2 separate regions of the Mus musculus genome follow, and region 1 is linked to region 2. Evidence: chromatin loops called from intact Hi-C (ENCODE). Cell type or tissue: heart. All regions are shown on one strand.

Region 1 (2,500 bases), 69 kb before region 2:
GGCTTTGAACAAGGGTGACTTCTCTTTTGGGTATTCTGTCTTGTCTTGTGGGGCTTCTTTGAGCCCATTAACTAAAGGTCAATGGGAGGATATGATGCCCATGTCTCCAGAGGTTATAAGCTTCCTTCAGCCTTCCTTTATGTTACATGTCACTATAACAAATAGTAAAATCAACTCAGTTTAGAAAGGGATGCACATGAGTCTTTTGGCTCATGGTGTCATAGGGTCAACCATAGCCAGTTAGTTCCTTTACTCTGATAAGGCAGCATGTCGTACCAAGAGGGAGTAGGAGGGGCAGTGCCACTTACCTTTTTCCATGAGGTAGAAGAGAGGGAGCCAGGTACCCACTGTGCCCTTGATGGGCACAGTATCATGACCCTTAGACTTAGACCCAAAGACTTCATCTACCAATATTACCACACGGACACCTGGAAGATGCTTCCAACTCAAGCTATAGCACTCTCCCTGGATACAGCTACCCTTTGTCTAGGCTTCTAGAAAATGTCTATTCCTAGCCACAGAAGTTATACGGTTGGTTGGAGGCCAAAATTCACTGCCTAGGGAAGAGGCAAGAGATCTGGTCAACACCAGAGGCCAAATTTATGTCTGTGGCTGCTCCTGGATGCCAGAAGTGGAAAACAACAGCCAGCAGGGTCAGGTGTGTGACTGGGTCTGTCCCCCACGGTCTGTATCCACGGTAGCTGGTGGACAGAGTTGGTGGCGGCAGGGAGAAGAACAGTTGTGGCCATATCCACCTTTTGATCCAAGAAGACACAGTGGTGCCCATGCTGTAAGCCGTTTCAGTCTGCGTCTGTAAGAAATTCTAAACACTAATAAAGGAAGGCATTTCAGTTGATGTTGGGATTGGCTGAAGCTACACAGACACTGTTTCCTAAGATTAGGAGAGGTGTGTGTGCTGAAAGCACCCAAACATGTTAATAGCTATAAACATATCATCCTGAGGTATGTGTTGGCACAGGATACTTGCGGCCGGTTCTCAGTTGGAGTCTTGCCCCGGGACAGTGTAGTTCACCTCCTCTGCAAATGTTCCCGTATTGTGTAGGAACTTCCGAAGACAGCAGTAACCATAGGGTGGGTCTGTTTCCATAAACAGTTGTGTAGGGAAAGGGTCCCGGAGGCTTTAAAAATACTGACAGGAAAAAGAAGGGCCTGCCACTCATGACATCACCGCTGAGAGCTCTTTTTTTTTTTTTTAAAGATTTATTTATTTTATTTTAATATATGTGAGTACACTGTAGCTGTCTTAAGTCACTCCAGAAGAGGGCATCAGATCTTGTTATGGATGGTTGTGAGCCACCATATGGTTGCTGGGATTTGAGCTCAAGACCTTCGGAAGAACAGTTGGTGCTCTTAACCGCTGAGCCATCTCACCAGCCCCCTGAGAGCTCTTTCTAAGACGGAAGCTGCATTGACTGCCCCAGAGACCTTGAGGGGGCCCCCAGTAGTGGAAAAGAAACAATACATCCTCTAAGAAGCAAGTGTCAGCTTTTACTGATACTTGGAAGTGGGATTCATTAGTATGTGTGATATCCAAACAGCACATCCTTGGGTCGCCCTGTGACAGGGTGAAGAAAGGCCCCTCTGCAGTTGGTGGCAATTTGATGGAGCACTGTATCTGGCTGTGTCCAGGCCAGGGGAGGTGTGCTGTCAAATGGGAGTGAGTGTGTCAGGCTTCCATCATCCTAGAGAGCAGAGACTGGTTCACAAGCCACATCTGCCTCTTTAAGGATGGACTTATCATGTGTCCTTGTCTGTCTGCTGCTTTCAGGGATGTGGTGTCACAGGGTTGGTTATAATGAGCAGAGGTTTCTTTTGGCTCAGTCTTTTACAGACACAAGGTCTGTTGCTCACGTCTGATTGCCTTCCTCCCAGCAGAGTAGCAAGACAGCACATAGAGAGAGGCACGGGTGTGCATTGCATGTATCACCTCTGGATTCTCTTTTTATGAATCAGTCATAGGGACTTCACTCCTAACCAAATACCTTGCTCTAAATAAACATCACAGTGGGATTAAGCTTCTGCCTCTTTTACCCCTCACAATGGTTTAACTCCCCCCATGCCTTTCTGTTGGGAAGGAACCAAATCCAAACCACAGTACCACCCTTGGAAACAGCCTACAGACTGTGAGCACCCCAATGCTTGAGACACTCAAACAAATGGTAAGACACTGCTTGGCCGGGACACCATGGAGAAAGCTTTGTGTTCTAGAAGAACCACTTACCATGCGCAGGGTGGGCTGCCTGCTTTAGGTGATTCACAGGGCATGTTCATGCAGACCCTTGGAAACACTCCTTGTAGCCTGCTAGCCATTCACCTGCTGAAGACCTTAAATGACAAGTTAGGCATGTGATTTGTGCCGAGGACACACAGAAGGGCTCAGTCTCTCCAATCAAATCTCATAAGCGCCATGATAGAACATTTACTGTGAGCAACACTCCTCGGGTCTTACATGCAAAGCAGTGTGTAAAGACCCAACTCT
Region 2 (2,500 bases):
CCCCTAACAGTAAAGGCTCCATCTGCTCTCTATCTGTTCTTCTCTATGGGAGAGGTTGTTGGCTCTTCTGGGGTTTTGGCTGCCTTCCTCTACGTGGAGTCTGCTGGCCCTCAACTACATGTCAGACCTACCATATGCAGGCAAGACTGTGGGTGGAGATGTGGGGGAACTGGCTAATCTGATTGAAGGGGGGGAGTGGCCACTGCCTGGAAAAAAGATCACTCAGCACCCTCTGCCCTGGTGTTAGTGTCTACCAGGGTCCTGGACCAGCTCTAGGTGCTCAGCTCCTTGCTTCACAATGGTTGCTTCATCTCTGTTGGCATCTCTCAACATGCCTACCCTACAGATGTAGAACTGAAGCTCAGCAAGTTGAAGTGACTCAGTTGGACTCACATGGCTGGATACATAGTTGCCATTGGTTATGGTGTCAGATTAGAGGCAGTAAGAAAGAGGGACTTTCCATCTGGAGAGTCCAGAAAGTTGCTAAAGCTGACACCAGATAGGACGTGAGCAGAGGACAGGGAGGAAGGACAGAGTGCCAGTGTCCATGGCAGAGTGGGAAGTGCCCCAGTGTTCTTGCCTACCCTGCAACAAGAGCTTTAACAGAGGGGAAGCTTTGGACACAGAAGGGCAGGGGATGGAAGAGCTCAGAACTGGATCCTTCCTGTAAGCCCTCCCAGTCACAGACACAGAGAAGAAACTTCCAATCCAGGGAGGGTCCTGTTTGGAGAGACCCTGGAGCTCAGAGCTGGATCTGCTGAGACCTGGAGCTAGTTATGAGCAGAAACCAAAAACAGGTTTGCTGATGAGTCATCTCCGGGAGTACCCAGCAAGAGGCAGGGGGGAATGTCCTCTTCCCTGCCCACCAGGCAGGGCCTGGCCCTTCCTGCTCCCACCACAAGCAGCTTGTGCCTCTCTTGCTTGCTTCCAACTCCAAGACCATTGAGCAGAGCAGCCTGCTGGATGACTTCCTGCATGGGCACCCACCCTTGTTGCTGTGTCTAGACAGCAGCTGCTGCCCATGTTGGTGGAGGGTCCAGGAGCGACACAGCAGGGGGCTGGGGACTGGCTAGAGCTATGTCTGAAATCTTGTTCAAAACCACAGGCAGGGTGAACTGGTTGGAAAATATTCCTTCCTGGAGACATTGTAGCCCTGCCTCCTTGAATCAGCCAGCCACTTCCTTCCTGTGTGTATCTTATACATGCTAAGGGGGTGGGCTCAGCCCTGGTGTTTTTTTGTTTCAAGGTTTTTGTCTGTGGTAGTCCTTTGGTGTGTTGTAGGGCACAAGAATGGGGCTGCTGCTAAAGGGACTTTGTCACAGGGTTGTGGGAACAGCTTGGGCTAGTGTGTAAGGTGAAAGCTTTTGACTGTGAGAGTGAGGAAGAGCCCTGGCGTCACGTCTGGATCCTCGTATGAGGCAGTTTCATCACAGACAGGTCACAGGAGCTGGCTCTGATTATTTTACAGGTAACTAACTGCTTAAGAAGGCCAAACTGCTTAGGGCGTCAAAGGCAGAGAGGCTAGACTGACTTCCTGCCTCCCACGCCTGAGCCCTTCCGGCAGTCAGTTCATAGGCCCTTCAACACTGGCTCAGATCCTGCTCTTACTAAAAATCCTGCCAGCTTATTTCCTGAGAAGCCAGGGCGCTTTCGGTTTATTAACATTTTCTTTCTCTTGGAGTGAACAGGGCTGCTCAGCAGCGGACGCACCAGAAGTAATACAAGTTACCTGGAAAACCTATACACATATGTGCATATATAAACACACACACACACACACACACACACACACACACACACTACGTGTTATGGTCTACAAGATGATACAAGTTTCAAGAAAAATCTGTATTCAGCCTACAGGTGATGACTTTCCGTTGGCATGTGTGCACGTTTGTCTGTCCCTGTAGATGTCTGTACATACACATGCCAGTGGCCTGACAGGACTTTTTGACTAAGCCATAGTGTGAAATTGGTGTGTATTCAATAGAAACCATACACTGAATAGTGAGTTTGGACTTTTTCTCAGGCTAGTGGTATATACTACAATCCCTTTTCATGATGCTGGGCCCCGGCTTTGAGCTGACACATCTAAGAACTAGAGACCAGTAGAGGAAACAGTCAGTCATCGCTGTGCAGTGCGTGCGGCTACGCTGGAGGTAGACAATCAGCAGAATTTTTTGGCGGGGGGTATTTTTCAAGATAGGGTTTTTCTGTAGAGCCCTGGCTGTCCTGGAACTCACTTTGTAGACCAGGGTGGCCTCAAACTCCGAAATCCACCTGCCTCTGCCTCCCGACTGCTGGGATTAAAGGCATATGCCACCGTGCCCGGCGACAATCAACACATTAATTGTACTTCACACATTTTTCATGTATGGTGATTTTTGAGTGAGTGCGCACACGTGTGTGTGTGTGTGTGTGTGTGTGTGTGTGTGTGTGTGTGTGTACACTTGATATCATTAGCATGAGCCAACACCCATCCCACAGAATTACAGATTGTCTG

Evidence for each region. Hi-C counts contacts between places; a loop is a spot of excess contacts. Peaks named below come from ENCODE experiments on the same cell type or tissue, not always from the same donor. Only the 100,000 strongest peaks of a DNase experiment are listed, where the experiment ranks them.
Region 1: a loop joins it to region 2, with 2.3 times the contacts of the local background. A loop is called at or near these places in 3 of 42 quality-filtered maps.

Annotation. Positions count from the first base shown.
Region 1 is chr7:63,883,751-63,886,250 of GRCm38, reverse strand. No RefSeq gene overlaps it. Among named protein-coding and RNA genes, the nearest start is that of Gm32345, 8.0 kb to the right of the region's middle. In heart, a CTCF peak has its summit at 1,287 (motif pointing right); a DNase peak (open chromatin) is centred at 1,000.
Region 2 is chr7:63,815,230-63,817,729 of GRCm38, reverse strand. No RefSeq gene overlaps it. Among named protein-coding and RNA genes, the nearest start is that of Gm39023, 36 kb to the left of the region's middle. In heart, no CTCF peak of the experiment used is centred here; a DNase peak (open chromatin) is centred at 1,549; H3K27ac peaks cover 864 bases.